Regions from separate parts of the Homo sapiens genome. Here region 1 is linked to region 2. A link is an interaction called in ENCODE POLR2A ChIA-PET data of the cell type or tissue named here. Cell type or tissue: A673. All regions are shown on one strand. Links, peaks and the distances in the headings refer to the core of each region. The heading gives the core; the rest is flanking DNA. Region 1 overlaps MPP4 (MAGUK p55 scaffold protein 4). Region 2 overlaps CATSPERT (catsper channel auxiliary subunit tau).

Region 1 (12,461 bases), core at 1,712-9,711, 74 kb after region 2:
CTCAACTAATCCAAGGCCACTTTCTCATGAAATCTACATTTTGTAGAAGAAGAGAGACAAACATAAAAAACAACAAAAAATAAGTACTCATAAGAAGATGAGGTAGATAGAGAGTGATGGGGGTGCTTTTTTAGATAGGCAGTAAGGTTGGAGTATCTCTGAAAGGTTGGCGTTGAGCAGACATCTGGAGGAAGGCAGGGAGCCACATCAGGAAGCCTCTGCAGAGACGGGCAAGCCAGGCCAAGGGAACAGCAAGTGCAGTGGTGCAGAGAAACGAACTGTGCTTGGAGCATTTGAGGAACAGCAAGGAAGCCTGTATAGCTGCAGGGCGGTAAGCAACAGGGAGTATGGAAATAGGGTCAGGGAAGTGGCTGGAGCCAGATCACACAGGGCCTCTGAAAGTGTTGGATTGTTGTGGAAGTGTGATGGGAAGCTGTTGGTAGTGACATGATTTGATTCATGTTTCTGAAAGACTCCTCTGGTTGGTGTAAACCGTAGGGAGAGCAAGTGTGGCCTCAGGAGAGAGCAGTTAGGAAGCTACTGCAGTGGTCTGGGTGGGAGATGAGGGTGGCTTGGGCCAGGGTAGAAAGAGTGGAGCAGGCTCATTTTTCACATTTTTCAGGTGGTTTCACTAAGACACAGACAGGTTAGGTGGTTGCTTAGGACTGTGTGATCAGTGCAAAGTTGGACACATGGGTCATGATTTCTAAGCTCCTAGATTCCTGCTTAATCTGCCTTTCGAATCATAGGGCTTTCTGGTATCTTCAGAGCTGTTTCCAGGTGCTCTCAGTAGACAGAGTTAGCAACTCTATGTGTACATATAAATACACATGCACATTTCGATCTATATTTGTATGTCTATATATTGAAAACCATGAGTTCACACCAGTACATACAATGTCAATCCAACACTACAGGATTCATTCTAGACTTCCCCTTTCCATGTTTGTAACTCCCTTCTCTAACAGTGAGAACCCTGGCCCTTGTTTTTTTTTTGTTTTTTTGTTTTTTTTTGCTTATTGTATCAATCAAGAGCACTTAAATGTGCAAGATAGGGGACAGACAGTGTTGATAGCCTCGCACAAAGTGTCAGAGCCCAAGCTAGATGAGGCGGGCATCTTTGTAAAGCCTGTTGGGTATCAGAGGCCAAGTGATGGCAGCTGCCCTCTTGATTTTACTCTGCCTCTGACAATTGGCACCAGGCTACCATTGTCCCCTGCACAGATGCCTTCTTCACCCTGCTCATGCTCCTTACTCTCCACCTTTGTGTAGCTGCCTACTCTGCTCAGCTCTACCTAATAGCTTTTAGGCTGAATGATTCTGAAAGCAATACAGAAAGGTGGCCCCTTGTTTTTTTTTTTTTTGTTTTTTTTTTTTCACGCTCCCCTGATGATTCCAAAATGCATCCAGCTTGGGAACCAACCTTCTAGACCCTGCGGCTCTGCTAGTTTTCCCCTGCCTCCCTATAGAAGGAAGCCCAGAGCGGTTTTACATGAGTGGTACCTGGTCCTTCACAAAGCTCTGCCCAGGTGACAGATGATAGAAATGTGGCCATAAGAAGTAAGTTTAAAAGTCAGAGACTTTGTCTCTTTAGCATAAGATAAATAGGTTACGAAACAGTCTGGAAGAAAACAAAAAGATTTGTGTTTGATGAGTAATTAATAGATAACCCAGTGGAAATTAGATGAATAACAATGAATAATTAATGGATCAGAATATTGACAAGAAAAAAGGACAGAAAGAAAAGGAAACTAGAATGAGGAACAGGTCTGGAAATGTTCATTAGCAAAAGAAACTTTCAAAACAGTGTCAGGTTTGGAAACATAATTTAACAAGTGACAGAGACCCACCTCTTGTTAATTTATCACCTACCTATAAAGAACTTCTGACCGTAGCCAACAAACTCCTCCTTGTCTGAAACACAAAGAACAGATGGAGCAGAATATGTGAGAGCGAGAAGTTTATTCAGAATAAATTCATGAAATCATTTTCAACTTTTCAAGTGACCACCTTAGTAGACGGCAGCAGAGTTGAATTTATCCTTGAGTGGCTCACCGAATGTTCTAAGCATTTTTCATCCTATTATTCACACACAACAAACTATAGGGACGCACTTCACAGAATTTGAGCGTTACACTGAATGTATTCTGTCTAGTATGGTTAAAGCCAAAACGAGTTTATTAATTTTTTAAGATAAGTTTCCTTAGGATATGTTTAAAAATACATACCCAGTTCTTATGTTTTTACTATGATTCAGTATCATATAACTTTAAATAAGCATAAAGTAGCTTTTTGTTCTTCTCCCTCCCTGCCTACCCCCCTGCTGTTGTTGCTCACTCTGGAGTGCAATGGCACGATCTCGGCCACTGCAACCTCCACCTCCTGGGTTCAAGTGATTCTCCTGCCTCAGCCTCCCGAGTTGCTGGGATTCCAGGCACGCACCACCATGCCCGGCTAATTTTTGTATTTTTAGTAGAGATGGAGTTTCACCATGTTGGTCAGGCTGGTCTTGAACTCCTGACCTCAGGTGATCCACCCACCTCAGCCTCCCAAACTGCTGGGATTACAGGGATTACGCCCGGCCTTGTTCTTGACCATACTGTGTTTATAATTTTTTTTTTCTGCAAGTCCTGTAATTAATCTCTTTGCTAGATATGGGTTTTTATTTTCTCCCTCTTAAAAGGGTTCATTCTATATAAGATAAGATTTGCTCTGTGGCTGCCAAATGTTTCTGACTGGCCAGGACTCTGAGAGACAAAATGAGGAAAACTGTGCCCACTGCCTCTGAAGCATCTAGAGATAGTTCAAACTCCTGTTTCTCCTTTCATTGAGATCTCAGGAAAAAACTCCAGAAAAAAAGTTATTAAGAAAATTATTTTCAAATTACTTTTTACTTAAGTTCCTTCTCAAATATACAGCTCTGCTCTGATCATTGAAATAATATATAGCCAGGTGCAGTGGCTCATGCCTGTAATCCTAGCACTTTGGGAGGCCGAGGGTGGCAGATCACTTGAGGTCAGGAGTTCGAGACCAGCCTACCCAACATGGTGAAACCCCGCCTTTACTAAAAATACAAAAAATTAGCCAGGTGTGGTGGCTTGTGCCTGTAGTCCCAGCTACTTGGGAGGCTGAGGCAGGAGAATCACTTGAACTTGGGAGATGGAGGTTGCAGTAAGCTGAGATCATACCACTGCACTCCAGTCTGGGCAACAGAGAGAGACTTCGTCTCAAATATAAACATATATATAAAATATAAAGAGCATTTGTTAATAGAATGAACTGACATATGCAACCTTTTTTCTTAACCTTTTTTTTTTAAGTGTTTTAAAATACATAGAAAGAAAACACACCAATATCAATTCCATCTTCTGGTAAGTAAGTATATTTTCTCACTTAGATATGTCAGTAAGTTTAAAAGGAAATGTTTTCTTGGGGATACATTCATAAAGCTTAATTATTTTTATTGTTCTTTTAAATGTTGTCTATGAAACTGAATATTTAATCATTGATTTCACCCACAAAATGTCATATCCTTGGAGAACCTCACAAACTTAGTTTGGAAGTGTGTTTCCTCGGGAAAAAATGTAAATATGAGGGGAAAACCATAAACAACAACAAATTCCGTATCTTCATCTTAAACATTATCCAGTCAAGTATTCATTTTTGAGGCACTGAAAGATCTTAAACATAGTTCTATTTGGTATATCTAGGAAATAAAAACAATTACCTTCTGAAAGTTCCTCTGGATATTTGGGTAAGTGCAGAAACAGACATGAAAAAGTTAAGCCTTTAAGAAGATCATGTTAGCCATCAAATCAAGGCAAATGACATAAGCAAGACGTGCACGTCACCACTAGCAAAAGGTAACTCGGGTAAGGCCTGGCAAGGCAAATGATCACCACATGATTGGGACTGAGAAACTGGTTTGCCCTGACTCTGCTGCTTGGGACAGTAACTTTTTCTGAAAGTTGCCTATCAAGACTCTCCCTGAAGGCTTTTTAACTCAGGAAGACTCTACTTGGTTGGCACAAAATAGGGCTTCAAAGGGAGAAGTTAAAGGAAAGCAACAGGTTTGAGCCTTCTCCCTCCTCTCTCCCCGAGGCAGTATTGCAGCAGCTCTGTGAAGGGGAGGAAGTGGTAGAAATGGTGCTGCTGCTGGGTGCTGCAGCAGCCTCTGGCCCAAGCGAGGGTCCTCATTCCTTCCCCTTCCTGGGTCTCACACACTTCCATCCCCAGCTGCCCCATGAAGACAGAGGAAACCAAATACAAAGCAAACTGTTTTCTTTGTTTTCTAGATATCACAAAATAGCCATATTCTGTTTTTTGGTTTGTTTTGAGATGCAGTCCCCTCTGTCACCCAGGCTGGAGTGCAATGGTGCTATCTTGGCTCACTGCAATCTCTGTCTCCCAAGTTCAAGCAATTCTCTTGCCTCAACCTCCTGAGTAGCTGGGATTATAGGCATGAGCCACCACGCCTGGCTAATTTTTGTATTTTTAGTAGAGACGGGGTTTCATCATGTTGGCCAGGCTGGTCTCGAACTCCTGACCTCAAGTGATCTGCCTGCCTCGGCCTCCCAAAGTGCTGGGATTAGAGGCGTGAGCCACCATATCCAGCCTTTTTTTTTTTTTTAATGACGCTTCTGATTAAATAAACCATACAATCACCTCGTCACCTCCTGGGGAAATTCAAGGAAGTCATACTATACTTTATTCAGACTACAGACCGAAACTGAAGAACCTTAACTGCTCACTAAGCAGTCTAAGTAACAGAATTAAGCATCATGGAATGAATGCCAAGGGTTCTATGCTTAGAAAATATGCCAGCTGGGTGCTAACTGTTCCTTAATTGAGCTCCTCAGAGAGCTGGGTTCAGAACGTATCGATGCTTGAGAGTTCTCACTTTTCCAGCTGAGAGGAGTCCACAAGGGGCGTTTTACAGTAGGCACCTCCCTCTGCAGTGCTGTTCTCAAAAGAACTGGCTGCTGACTCCCCCAAGGAACAAGATTTCACAATAATAATGCCCGCTAACACTTGTGTAGCACTTCCTGTGTACCAGGCACTGTTCTAAGCACTTTATTCATATAAATTATTGTTGCCATTTTAGAGGTGAGGAACCTGAAGGGCAGAGAGGTTAAGAGCCAGAGAACCCGCAGTTAGTGAGTAATGAACCCAGGGTTCAAACTGGCCAATCTGGCTGGAGTCGGTGGTCTCACCCACTGCTTCTCCTTCCACAGACCCGCAAACACTCCCCGGCCTCAACCTCAGCCTTCACATGTGGAGTGTTTTCCAGTGGGACAGAACAAAGAAGGATGAGAATAAGCTAGGGGAATTAAAAACTAAGCCAAATGGGCAAGTATAAATAATCAATTAAATTATTTCTAACAGGCCAACCATCTAACGGAAAATAGGAAATTTTGAAACAACATAAATGTAAATAATTTAGAAAAGTGGTTCACAACTCATCTGTCTCAATGCTTTCTTTTTTTATAACTAATATTTGTAGCCATCTCTCTACTTTTATGAAAGGAAATTAATAGATGGCATAATCTACCACACATGTAATTTTAAAAATCAATACAATGCTCCAGCTGTAACATTAAAAAACATTTTAAAAGAAGTAATTTATATTTTAAAATATATATATATTTTAAAAGTATATATATACAAGGCAGACGGATCACTTGAGATCAGGAGTTCGAGACTAGCCTGAGCAACATGGAAACCCGTCTCTACTAAAAATACAAAAATTAGCTGGGTGTTGTGGTGCACACCTGTAATCCCAGCTACTCAGGAGGCTGAGGCACAAGAATCACTTGAGCCTGGGGGATGGAGATTGCAGTGAGCCCAGATCACACCACTGCACTCCAGCCTGGGTGACAGAGTGAGACTCTGTCTCAAAAAAAAAAAAAAAAAAAAGTATATATATCAAAATATAAATCCTTGGGCATAACATATTTGGAAGACCTAAGAAACTACTAGATGCTTATATTAATATTTACTTATAACGAAGCATGGATTCAAGAGAAGTAAGAAAATCAGAAAATATTCCTTATATGAAGTACAGAAAAATAGAAAAGAAACAGGTGGACACTAGAATAAAAAGTGTTTTGGTAAGTAATAAAAGGCTAGATTTATTTGTATGTGATAAGAGAAAGAAGAAAATTGCCTTAATTGGGGTAAAGATAATATGCCAAAGCAATTAGAGACCAATGAAATGGGAGAAAATGAGGAAAAATAATATACTTGGAATTGGATAAGTCATGTTAACATGCCCCAGCAGGTTTGCAGTTTAAAAATAAAATTCTGTGGGGCCTATTTTGTTTTTAATGATGTCAACATTATTTTGAGGGACAGACACTTGATACCATATGTCATCAATAATAACAAATAATATATTAAAGAAAAAGAAAATTAATTCAGTATAGATATACTTTCCAGTTTATTTACTAGCAATATCGAATAAACAGGATACGTGGAATAAATCATTCAATAATTGCAAGGCAATGCCTGCATTCTGTTTGAATGTCTCTCTCTGTAATGACTGTCTTCTAAACCACTGTGCTTCTCATGCTAAATCTTATGAAAACTTTTTGTGTGTTGAAAAATGACGCTTTTATATTTGTAACGAGTTTTGTCCAGCAGGACATTCAGAAGATACGTGGGTCAAGAGACACCAGTTAAAGGCCAGGAGTATCCGCAATCAATGTGACAATAAAAAAATGCTCCCAAAAAGTTCCAAAATGCTACATCAGGGACAGTACTAGCCCTGTGAGAAGTACTGGCTAAGGTAAAATCTACATCTCACAACTGCACTGTTGCTGTATTTTTTAAAATACATTTTACTGGGACCAGGTGTGGTGGCTCACTTTGGGAGGTCAAGGTGGGAGAACCACTCGAGGCCTGGAGTTGGAGACAAGCCTGAGCAACACAGTGAGACCCTGTATCTACAAAAAATTGAAAAATTAGCCACGCATGGTGGCATGGGACTGTAGTCCCAGCTACTTGGGAGGCTAAAGTGGGAGGATCACCTGAGCCAAGGAAGTCAAGGCTGCAGTGAGCTATGATCATACCACTTGCACCTCACCTTGGGCAACAGACTGAGACCTTGTCTCAAAATAAATAAATAAATTAGCCAGGTGTAATGGCATATGCCTGTAGTTCCAGCTGTTTGGAAGGCTGAGGTGGGAGGATCACTTGAGCTCAGGAATTCGAGGCTGCAATGAGCCATGATCACACCACTGCACTCCAGCCTGAGTGACAGAGAGACCTTGTCTCAAAAAAATTAAAAATTAAAATTAAAAATAAATTTTATAATGTATATTTGAGGTTGACAACATGATGTGGGATACACGCAGTTACTTTTTAATTTTTTAATGTTGATATATTTAAACAGTTATTATAAATATGTGTATAAATTGCATCAAAATTTAGAATATACATTTAAAAATCAGTACCAAATACTCATTTTTTACTTACCAGATTCAAATGTTTCTTCATCTATGATTTTTCATGGAGGCAAAAATCAAAAATGTTATTACATGACCATCTACACTGAGTCTATATTTTAAGTCTAATTCTCTGGCCCCTACTTCTGCCCATACACCACCTTTGTAAAGTTTTTTTCCTAAATCAAGGTCGAATCGATGGTGTCTCTATGGCATATATCAGCTTTACATGAAACACATGGTATTCGGCAGTTGAGCCATGATGACAGTCAGGGGTGCAGCAGGAGCTCAAAATAAATAAAATAATAGAAGGTGAATAAAATAAAATGTAAAAAGCAGCTCAGAGGGAAGGGGAAAGTGGAATGTCAGGGAAATCCCTAGAGACTGTTGGATACTGCTCGGCTTTGCTGCAGAGGGCTTGCCGATGTAGGAGGGGTGCACCCTGCCTGAAGAGTTGCGGACCCACAAACGGGGGTGATGACGAGGAGAGTGAGCATATGAATGACTTGATTACGTAGGCTTGATCAGGTGGCTGAGAAGGATGTGAGATAAACCAACTTCCGCATTAGTTAAAACAACTCTTGTTAGCATTTTAAAGAGAGATTAAGGATTAAGAAACATACATGGAGGGTAATTTGAAATACATGGCAACATTACCAATGCATGCGTCCTTGGATCAGGCAATGCTGCATCTAAGGTATTCTCATGCATGTAAAATGATATAGTTATAAGGCAATTCATTGTAGCACTGTTTATAATAGAAACAAATGGACATAACACAATGCCTACAAATAAATGATTGTATAAGTATACAATAACCAATAAGCTGTTAAAAAAATAAAACAAGGCTCTTTATGTGCTAAGATAGAGTCACCTCCAAGATACAGAATGTTAAGTTGGAAAAGCCAGGAACAGAACAGTGTGCATATCTTGCTATCAAAGAGTATGTGCATTTGGATTTGGAAAAAAAGATGGGGGTGATGAAGGGGGAAGGAGAAATACATACATCATTGCTTTTTTTTTTTTTTTTTTTTGAGACGGAGTCTCGCTCTGTCGCCCAGGCTGGAGTGCAGTGGCGCAATCTCGGCTCACTGCAAGCTCTGCCTCCCGGGTTCACGCCATTCTCCTGCCTCAGCCTCCTGAGTAGCTGGGATTACAGGCGCCCGCCACCACGCCTGGCTAATTTTTTTTTCTATTTTTTTAGTAGAGGCAGGGTTTCACTGTGTTAGGCAGGATGGTCTGCATCTGCTGACCTCGTGATCCGCCCACCTCGGCCTCCCAAAGTGCTGGGATTACAGGCATGAGCCACCACGCCCGGCCACATCATTGCTTTTATGTGCACAGAATATGTCTGGGGTGATACTGAAGAAACTATTAAAATTTATTGCCCCAAGAAAGAAAAATGAGTAGGAGAACATGGAAAGAGAGGAACTTCTTACTGAATATACCTTTGTAGTTATTAAATTTTGAACTATGTGAATTGTTACCTAATAAAAATATAATGGAAATTGTAGAAAAGAAATGAATATTACTGCAAGTTTAAAAAAATGTATACTTGGTAAAATAAACATAATGTCAGCAGTATTCTGCTGTTGCTCTGGAAAATATATGTGAATCATTGAAATGCCCACTGTTTTAAAATTTTACATTGTTCTCTCACTTCTAAAAACTAGACTAGCCTGTAAAGCAAAGACAGATTCACCTGTCAGACTAAGGTTCTCCAACTGGTCTCCTAACAAAATCCTAGTGATTCTTAAGCCAATCTTAGTTCTGCCACTAAATTTGAAAAATCTTTTCCCAATTTACAAAAAAATTAAAGAGTAGAAATGTAAAAAACTTTCATGCATGTCTCATCATTTTGGAACCTACTACTATTTATCTATACTAGAATCCACCAGAAGATGGCATCAAACTTAATAATAAAATATATATATTGCTCTTTAAAAATTTGATACTGCAATATTTTATGGTATTTCACAAAGAGCAGAGGTTTCCAAGTGTTCTACCATCGGATATGCTGAGAGTTACTAAGTGTTCTTGAGATCATTTACAAAGCACTGCTTTCTAGAACATTTTCTAGTAGATCAGTGGGAACCTGGAGACATTACCACAGCTTCTCCTTCCAAGTGCCAGAACTACAGAAGATAGATGGGGGTGGAGGGTCATTTTACACATTTCTAGAGGAAAGGCCCATGGCCCCTTTGGACACCTCTGCTTCAGATAATCTATAATTGACATGCTTCATATTTCTTCTAACAGCAAAGCAATCAAGAGAAAATGTTACCTGCTTCCACACATTTCTCATCAATCTTCATGTCATCTTCTATAAAAGAGTATAGAAAGGGAGAAACAGAATTTAAAATGTGTCTGCATTAAAAAGAAAATTCCCGGCCAGGCATGGTGGCTCATGCCTGTGATCCCAGCACTCTGGGAGGCCGAGGCGGGCGGATCACCTGAGATCAAGAGTTCGAGACCAACTTGACCGACATGGTGAAACCATGTCTCTACCAAAAAAAACAAAAATTAGTCGGGTGTGGTAGCACATGCCTATATAATCCCAGCTACGTGGGAGGCTGAGGCAGGAGAATCGTTTGAACCCGGGAGGCAGAGGTTGCAGTGAGTCGAGATAGTGCCATTGCACTCCAGCCTGGGCAACAAGAGCGAAACTCCATCTAAAAATAAAAATAAAAATAAATAAAAATAAATAAAAATAAAAAAAATTCCCTATGTATGTCAATAAAACTCACAAAATACAAATAAAATTAGGTATGTCAATAAAACTCAGTCCACCTTATGATAAATTTACAACTATTGCTTACTTGGAGAGATAAAAAGGGCTCTCCTATATTAAATGAAAATGTATGATGTGGGAGGCTATATAACATAAAATGGTTAAAAATTAAAAACCATAGGCTTTTGAATGCTGCACAAATTAGTTGACCTCTAAGCCTCTGTTCTCCATGTGAAAATGGGGAGAGTAACAGTACCTACCATATAGGCTAGGATTGAGAAAATGCACGAAAAGCTCAGGCATATGGTAAGTACTCAATAAATGTGAATTATCTTTACCTTTAGCTGAAGTATATATAAGAGAATAAAGGAACATAACTTTAAAAACTACTTATCCTAATTCTCAAAACTCTCTACAGCATGATCTAAACCCAGCTTGGAAGGTTGTCATCTGCTTCTCTCCTTCACGCATCTTACGCTACCATTAGAGTGGACATCACAGCCTTTGCTTACACTGTTCCCTGTGCCTGTCATGCTTCTAGGTCCATCCCAAACACTGATCAGAATGAATACCCCCTTGCAGAGCATTTTCTTCCTACTACCTTGAACTGTCTGCTACTGCACATCTATTCTACATCTATAACCATTCGGGGGTTTGCCTTCTTTGTTCTCCTAGACAGCTTCTTGAAGACAGGGACTGCCTCACTAGTTTTTACAGACTCTTAGTACAGTATTTTGCACATAGTGGGCAAATGATAAATTATTTCTTAAATTGAGTTTTCTTTTAAATATCAAAATTGTTGATTTGAATAAAGGTTCTGAATTTTTTCTTTCAGCACTTTACATCTTGTTTCTAGCAGTGCCCAGCACATCCCAGGTGCTCAACAAATACGGATTTAATAAATGAAGCTTATACATGTTCCAAAAGTACATAGTCTGTAAAAGTGTAGTCCAAAGTATAGTCTGTAGAATAAGCTACACTATAAGGTAACCTTTATAACACTATAAGGTGTTATCGCCACCCCTTAAAAACCACATCACTCATTAATGTTTTTAAGTGAAATATGAAAAATTTTATGAAATAACACTGTCTCATACAGGTAGGGACACAGATAAACGAGTGGCATGGTTGAGATTTTCTGCACTGTCATTTGTTTACTTATATTCATTTAGAGATTATTTTCCTAATTAATTAGATTAATTTAATTTCCTAGTTAAATAATTAGATTGTTATTAGCCATCCATAACAACAGTGAGTTCATTAGTTCCCAGTACATAACAAAGTTGTTTTTCTTTAGGGCAAACAAAGACTACAATTTTCATTTTTATTTTACAGAGGAAGGTACAAAAAACCAGGCATGATTATCTAGTAACAGCATGAGAAGCTCTGACTTTTCTGACGCTTGACTCTGGGATCTAAGATAGGGCCACTGATTTTGTTCTCCCCAAATCAATGATTCCACATTATCAGCTAGGATAATGTACTGAATTGTGTTCCCCCCAGTATTCATATGTTGAAGCCCTTGCCCTCAGTATGGCTGTATTTAGAGAGAGGGCCTTTAAGGAGGTAATTAAGGTTAAATGAGGTCATACTGCTGGGGCCTTAATTTGATAGAACTGGTGGCCTTATAAGAAGAAAAAACACATCAGATCAATCGATCTCTCTCTCTTTCTCTTCTCTTCTCTTCTCTTCTCTTCCTCTCTCTCTCTCTCTCTTCTTTCTCTCTCCCTCTCCCTCTCCCTCTAAGGATGCACAGAGGCAACACCACATAAGCACACAGCAAAGAAGGTGGCTGTCTGCAAGCCAGGAAGAGGCCTTACCAGAAACCAACCCTGCTGGAACCTTAATCTTAGACTTCCAGCCTCCAGAACTGTGAGAAAATAAATATCTGTTGTTTAAGCCACTTAGTCTGTGGTATCTTGTTACGGAAGCTCAAGCTAAGACCATGGCCTTATCACCCACCACTACCGTACAGTTCCCAGCTCCTCCCTCCCACCAAGGGCTATGCCCAGGTTGCCCTTCACAACTCTTAACAGTGCAGCCTGTAACATGACCCTGAGTAGACAAACCAGAAGCAGGCACCCTGGACTTGCCCCTCTCTCCCTCACCTTCTTCTCTTGCCCTCCTGTGTCATACACCTTTTTTGTTTTGGGGGGACACAGATTGGAGCCTTGTTCCCATAGATCAGCCTTCAAAAGTCATCTTGCAGTTCTCTGTTTTCCCTTTCCAAATTCAAGGATGAACTGTGGTTGGTGGCTAAGGGGACACCTCTTTTTTCCTCTTTC
Region 2 (8,000 bases), core at 1-8,000:
GGGTGAATCACAAGGTCAGGAGTTCGAGACCAGCCTGACCAACATGGTGAAACCCCATCTTTACTAAAAATACAAAATTTAGCCGGGCATGGTGTCGCACGCCTGTAATCCCAGCTACTCAGGAGGCTGAGGCAGGAGAATCGCTTGAACCCGGGAGGCAGAGGTTGCAGTCAGCCAAGATCGTGCCACTGCACTCCAGCCTGGGTGACAGAGCAAGACTCTGTCTCAAAAAAAAAGAAAGAAAGAAAGAAAGAAATATTAGCTAATAATTTTTCATAACTAATGAACATCATCAATCCAGGTTAAGCAGCCAATAAATCCCAACATAATATACAGAAACCCAAATACAAACACATCAGAGTGAAATTAGAAGAAAAAAATATATAACACACACAGAAAGAGGAAGATACATTATTTTCAAAGGTGACAGACTGACAAGTGACTTCTCTTCAACAAATATGGAAGCTAAGAGATAGTGAAATACTTCAGAAAATAACTGCAAATTTACAATTCTATACTCAAAAAAAATTTCATTCAAAAATGAGAATGACATAAAGACCTGCAAACTAACAAAAGAACAGAAAACCAAACACCGCATGTTCTCACTCATAAGTGGGAGTTGAACAATGAGAACACATGGACACAGGGGAGGGGAACATCACACACCAGGGCCTGTCGAGGGGTGGGGGGATAAGGGAGGGATAACCTTAGGAGAAATACCTAATGTAGATGACGGTATGATGGGTGCAGCAAACCACCATGGCACGTGTATACCTATGTAACAAACCTGCACGTTCTGCACATGTATCCCAGAACTTAAAGTATTAAAAAAAAAATTCCCTACAGAACAAGAAAAAAAAAAAAAAAGACCAGGCAAACAAAATCATTATGTCACCAACTAACTCTCATAGGAAAAATAATTTTAAATAAATAGTTCTGACAGAAGGTAACTGACCCCAGGAGGATGATCTGAGCTGTAAGAAAAGTTAAAGTGGCAAATATGTAGGTAAACTAAACAAATATAGACTATATTAAATAAATACAAATTACAACTCAAGGGAATTAAAAATACAAAAAAAAGAGACAATAATAACATATTAGTTGAGGGTGATAAATGGAATTAAAGTTTCTAAGATCCTTGCTCTTCCCAGGAGAAGGATGAAAGATGAGGATATTGTTAAACATTGGATTTGATAAGCATACATAATTTCTATGATAGCCATTTTTAAAAAGAGTAGTGTATAATCTCCAAAACAAGAAAGAAGAAAAATGGAATGAAATTGTAAAATACAGTTGACCCTTGAACAACATGGTTTGAGCTGCATGCGTCCACTTACACATGGTTTTTCAATAAAAGTTAGACCCAATGTGCCTGCCTCTCCTGCCTCTCCTTCTACCTCCTCCACCTCTTCCTCCTCCGCCACCCTTGAGACAGCAAGACCAACCTCTCTTCTTTCTCAGCCTGCTCAATGTGAAAACGACAAGAATGAAGACCTTTATGATGATCCTCTTCCACTTAATGAACAGTAAATACGCTTTCTCTTCCCTATGATTTTTTTAACGTTTTCTTTTCTCTAGTTGCGTTATTGTAAGAATACAGTATATAATACATAACATACAAAATATGTGTCGATCAACTGTTTATGTTATTGGTAAAAATTCTAGTCAACAGTAGACTATTAGTAGTCTACTGACTGGGGAAGTCAGTTTTGACTGCAGAGGGGGGTCAGTGCCTCAGTGCCTGTGTTGTCCAAGCATCAACCGTACTCAATCCCAGAGATGAAGAAAAGAAGACAAAAGAGGAAAGAAGAAAAAAATAATCCATGGTTCAATTGGGATAAATAGAAAGCACAAAAGAAGGTAATAGATTTAAACTCAAATATATTATAATTATATAAAATGTAACAGATGCTACAGTAACGTTACATACATTAACATTACATATATTAACTACTACACTAACAGATGTAGATAAAATAAAAAGACTGTCAGACTGGATATTTTAAATCTATATTCAGTTTACAAAAGATACAGATAAAACATAATGTAATTTATATTTTTCTAATATAATATTCTATTTCATCAATATTTTCAAATTTTTAGCATAGAGTTATATATGGTATTCTCTTACAGTTTTTAACTGCCTTCATATTTATACCTATATTCCAAATTTTGCATAATTTTCTTAATGAGACTTACCAGAATTGTGCCTACTGTGTTACTTTTATTACTAATTAGCTTTTGTATTGTTACATTTCTTTAACATCTATACTGTTGTAAATACCTCATTTATTTCTTTTGTTACTAATTTCTTCCTCTTGATTTCCTAAAGTTTTACTGTCATTTTCTAAGTTCTCAAATTTAATGCTAATTTAGTTTCCACACTCATCTTCCTCCCTCCTTCCCCCCTTCTCCCTGGCTCCCTCCCTCTCTTTCTCCTTTCTTCCTTCCTAATACAATTTTGTTTAACTTTTAGTGGTTGCTGTAGGGATTATAATATGGATCTTTCACATATCACAATGTATCTTGAATTAAAATTAAACCACCATGTCCAATAGCATAATTCTATTTACACCTCCTCATTCTCTGTGCTATTCTGGCCATGTATTGCACTTCTACATATGCTACAATTCCTATCATTCATTGACATTATTGTGTTTTTAAATAATAAAACTCAATTGTCTTTTGGATAAATTTTTTTAATAGTCTTGTATTTTTACCCACTCATTTACCATTTCTAGTGCTCTTCCTTCCTGTATATCTGGGCTTCTATCTGGGATCATTTGTCTTCAACCTGAAGCTTTCTTTGATATTTATTACAATGCAGGTCTTCTAGATACAAATTCTCTCAGCTTTTGTCTTTCACCATCTTTTTGAAGTATATTCTCACTGAATATAGAAATCTAGGCTGAATTTCCCCGCCTCCCAGCATTCTAAAGCTGGCATTCTCTTGTCCTCCGATTTACATTGTTTCTGATGGAGAGTCAGCTGATATTCTTATTGTTGTGCATCTGAATGTAATGTGTTTTTCCCTCCTCTGGCTGCCTTTAAGATTTTCTCATTATCTTTTGTTTTCAGCAGTTTGAATGGGACGTACATATGTGTGATCATTTCTGTACTTACTCACTTAAGGTTCACTGAGTTTCTTGAATCTATGGATGGATTTTTAATCAATTTGGGGAAGACTTAGGTCATTAGTTCTTTAAATATTTCCTCTTCTGGATTCAAATAAAGACAACCAGAAACGACAAGGGGGATATTGCCACTGACCCCACAAAAATACAAACAACCATTAGAGAATATTATGAACACCACTATGCAAATAAACTAGAAAATCTCCAAGAAATGGATAAATTCATGGTCACATATACCCTCCCAAGACTGAACCAGGAAGAAACTGAATCCCTGAATAGACCAATAACAAGCTCTGAAATTGAAGCAATAATAAATAGCCTACCAACCAGAAAAAGCCCAAGACCAGATGAATTCATAGCTGAATTCTACCAGATGTACAAAGAAGAGCTAGTACCATTCCTACTGAAACTATTCCCCAAAATTGAGCAGAAGGGACGCCTCCCTAACTCATTCTATGAGGCCAGCATCACCCTGATGAAAACTTGGCAGAGATTCAACAAAAAAGAAAACTTTAGGCCAATATCCTTGATGAACATTGATGCAAAAATCCTCAACAAAATACTGGCAAACTGAATTTAGCAGCAGATCAAAAAGCTTGCCCACCACTGTCAAGTAGGCTTTATCCTTGGGATGCAAGGTTGGTTTGACGTATACAAATCAATAAATGTGATCAATCGCATAAACAGAACTAAAGACAAAACCCACATGATTATCTCAATAGATGCAGATAATGCAGCTATTGAATAAAATTCAATACCATTCATGTCAAACACTCTCAATAAACTAGGTATTGAAGGACCATACCTCAGAATAATAAGAAAGATATTATTATTCTGAGGTATGGTCCTTCAATACCTAGTTGAAACCCACAGCCAACATCACACTGAATGGGCAATGGTTCCCTACTCTTTTTTTTTTTTTAACAAACCTCAACTTTATTCAGCTGATGTGCTTCAAAAACAATGGATGTAAATCCAAACCAATTCCCTATTCCCCTTAAAAACTGGCACAAGACAAGGATGCCCTCTCTCACCACTCCTAGTCAACATAGCATTGGAAATCCTGGCCAGGGCAATCAGGCAAGTAAAAGAAATAAAAGGTATCCCAATAGGAACAGAGGAAGTCAAACTATCCGTTTGCAGATGACATAATCCTACATCTACAAAACCCCATAGTCTCACCCCAAAAGCTTCTAAAACTGATAAACAACTTCAGCAAAGTCCTAGGATACAAAATCAATGTGCAAAAATCACTAGCATTCCTATACACCAACAACAAGCCAAGAACTGAATCAGGAATGAACTCCCATTCACAACTGCTATAAAAAGAATAAAATACCTAGGAGTACAGCTAACTAGAGAGGTGAAAGATCTCTACAAGGAGAACTACAAACCACTGCTCAAAGAAGTCAGGGATGACACAACAAATGGTAGAACATTCCATGCTCATGCATAGAAAGAATCAATATCATTAAAATGGCCATTACTGCCCAAATAAATTTATAGATTCAATGCTATTCTTATTAAACCCCCATTGAGATTCTTCAAAGAACTAGAGAAAACTACTTTAAAATTCATATAGAACCAAAAAAGAGCCCAAATAACCAAAGCAATCCTAAGCAAAAATAACAAAGCTAGAGGCATCACACTACCCAACTTCAAACTATACTACAGGGCTACGTAACCAAAACAGCATGGTACTGGTACAAAAACAGACACATAGACCAAAGGAACAGAACAGAGAACCCAGAAATAAGACCACACACCTACAACTATCTGATCTTTGACAAACCTGACAAAAACAACCAATAGGGAAAGGATTCCCTATTCAATAAATGGTGCTGGGATAACTGGCGAGCCATATGCAGAAGATTGAAACTGGACCTCTACCTTATACCATATACAAAAATTCACTCAAGATTGATTAAATATTTAAATGTAAAACCCAAAACTATAATATAAAAACCCAGGAAGACAACCTAAGCAATACCATTCAGGACATAGGCAGGGACAAAGATTTCATCATGAAGACACCAAAAGCAATCTCAACAAAAGCAAAAATTGACAAATGGGATCTAATTAAACTAAAGAGCTTCTGCACAGCAAAATAATCAACAGAGTAAACAGACAACCTAAAGAATGGGGGAAAATTTTTGCAAACTATGCATCTAACAAAGGTCTAATATCCAGCATCTATATGGAACTTAAACAAATTTACAAGAAAAAAACAAACAACCCCATTAAAAAGCAGACAAAGGACATAAACGGATACTTTTCTTTTTATTTATTTATTTATTTATTTATTATTATTATACTTTAAGTTTTGGGGTACATGTGCACAATGTGCAGGTTAGTTACATATGTATACATGTGCCATGCTGGTGCACTGCACCCAATAACTCATCCTCTAGCATTAGGTATATCTCCCAATGCTATCCCTCCCTCCTCCCCCCACCCCACAACAGTCCCCAGAGTGTGATGTTCCCCTTCCTGTGTCCATGTGTTCTCATTGTTCAATTCCCACCTATGAGTGAGAATATGTGGCGTTTGGTTTTTTGTTCTTGCGATAGTTTACTGAGAATGATGATTTCCAATTTCATCCATGTCCCTACAAAGGACATGAACTCATCATTTTTTATGGCTGCATAGTATTCCATGGTGTATATGTGCCACATTTTCTTAATCCAGTCTATCATTGTTCGACATTTGGGTTGGTTCCAAGTCTTTGCTATTGTGAATAATGCCGCAATAAACATATGTGTGCATGTGTCTTTATAGCAGCATGATTTATAGTCCTTTGGGTATATACCCAGTAATGGGATGGCTGGGTCAAATGGTATTTCTAGTTCTAGATCCCTGAGGAATGGCCACACTGACTTCCACAATGGTTGAACTAGTTTACAGTCCCACCAGCAGTGTAAAAGTGTTCCTATTTCTCCACATCCTCTCCAGCACTTGTTGTTTCCTGACTTTTTAATGATTGCCATTCTAACTGGTGTGAGATGGTATCTCATTGTGGTTTTGATTTGCATTTCTCTGATGGCCAGTGATGGAGAGCATTTTTTCAAGTGTTTTTTGGCTGCATAAATGTCTTCTTTTGAGAAGTGTCTGTTCATGTCCTTTGCCCACTTTTTGATGGGGTTGTTTTTTTCTTGTAAATTTGTTTGAGTTCATTGTAGATTCTGGATATTAGCCCTTTGTCAGATGAGTAGGTTGCGAAAATTTTCTCCCATTTTGTAGGTTGCCTGTTCACTCTGATGGTAGTTTCTTTTGCTGTGCAAGAAGCTCTTTAGTTTAATTAGATCCCATTTGTCAATTTAGGCTTTTGTTGCCATTGCTTTTGGTGTTTTAGACATGAAGTCCTTGCCCATGCCTATGTCCTGAATGGTAATGCCTAGGTTTTCTTCCAGGGTTTTTATGATTTTAGGTCTAACGTTTTAAGTCTTTAATCCATCTTGAATTGATTTTTGTATAAGGTGTAAGGAAGGGATCCAGTTTCAGCTTTCTACATATGGCTAGCCAGTTTTCCCAGCACCATTTATTAAATAGGGAATCCTTTCCCCATTGCTTGTTTTTCTCAGGTTTGTCAAAGATCAGATAGTTGTAGATATGTGGCGTTATTTCTAAGGGCTCTGCTCTGTTCCATTGATCTATATCTCTCTTTTGGTACCAGTACCATGCTGTTTTGGTTACTGTAGTCTTGTAGTATAGTTCGAAGTCAGGTAGTGTGATGCCTCCAGCTTTGTTCTTTTGGCTTAGGATTGACTTGGCAATGCGGGCTCTTTTTTGGTTCCATATGAACTTTAAAGTAGCTTTTTCCAATTCTGTGAAGAAAGTCATTGGTAGCTTGATGGGGATGGCATTGAATCTGTAAATTACCTTGGGCAGTATGGCCATTTTCACGATATTGATTCTTCCTACCCATGAGCATGGAATATTCTTCCATTTGTTTGTATCCTCTTTTATTTCCTTGCTCAGTAGTTTGTAGTTCTCCTTGAAGAGGTCCTTCACATCCCTTGTAAGTTGGATTCCTAGGTATTTTATTCTCTTTGAAGCAATTGTGAATGGGAGTTCACTCATGATTTGGCTCTCTGTTTGTCTGTTATTGGTGTATAAGAATGCTTGCGATTTTTGTACATTGATTTTGTATCCTGAGACTTTGCTGAAGTTGCTTATCAGCTTAAGGAGATTTTGGGCTGAGACAATGGGGTTTTCTAGATATACAATCATGTCGTCTGCAAACAGGGACAATTTGACTTCCTCTTTTCCTAATTGAATACCCTTTATTTCCTTCTCCTGACTAATTGCCCTGGCCAGAACTTCCAACACTATGTTGAATAGGAGTGGTGAGAGAGGGCAACCCTGTCTTGTGCCAGTTTTCAAAGGGAATGCTTCCAGTTTTTGCCCATTCAGTATGATATTGGCTGTGGGTTTGTCATAGATAGCTCTTATTATTTTGAAATACGTCAATACCTAATTTATTGAGAGTTTTTAGCATGAAAGGTTGTTGAATTTTGTCAAAGGCCTTTTCTGCATCTATTGAGATAATCATGTGGTTTTTGTCTTTGGTTCTGTTTATATGCTGGATTACATTTATTGATTTGCATATATTGAACCAGCCTTGCATCCCAGGGATGAAGCCCACTTGATCATGGTGGATAAGCTTTTTGATGTGCTGCTGGATTCGGTTTGCCAGTATTTTATTGAGGATTTTTGCATCAATGTTCATCAAGGATATTGGTCTAAAATTCTCTTTTTTGGTTGTGTCTCTGCCCGCCTTTGGTATCAGGATGATGCTGGCCTCATAAAATGAGTTAGGGAGGATTCCCTCTTTTTCTATTTATTGGAATAGTTTCAGAAGGAATG

What was found. Peaks named below come from ENCODE experiments on the same cell type or tissue, not always from the same donor. Only the 100,000 strongest peaks of a DNase experiment are listed, where the experiment ranks them.
Region 1: POLR2A ChIA-PET joins it to region 2 with 13 read pairs; 2 of 35 experiments call an interaction of 5 or more read pairs at or near these places.

The regions. Positions count from the first base shown.
Region 1 is chr2:201,656,605-201,669,065 of GRCh38, forward strand. It overlaps MPP4 (MAGUK p55 scaffold protein 4), which reads right to left. Exons shown (of 22, transcript NM_033066.3): 13 at 9,730-9,768; 14 at 7,477-7,497; 15 at 3,728-3,742; 16 at 1,873-1,914. Among named protein-coding and RNA genes, the nearest start is that of TMEM237, 19 kb to the left of the region's middle. In A673, for the core only: a CTCF peak has its summit at 9,363 (motif pointing right); a DNase peak (open chromatin) is centred at 4,947.
Region 2 is chr2:201,584,556-201,592,555 of GRCh38, forward strand. The region is part of intron 4 of CATSPERT (catsper channel auxiliary subunit tau); the gene reads right to left. Among named protein-coding and RNA genes, the nearest start is that of CATSPERT, 31 kb to the right of the region's middle. In A673, for the core only: no CTCF peak of the experiment used is centred there; no DNase peak of the experiment used is centred there.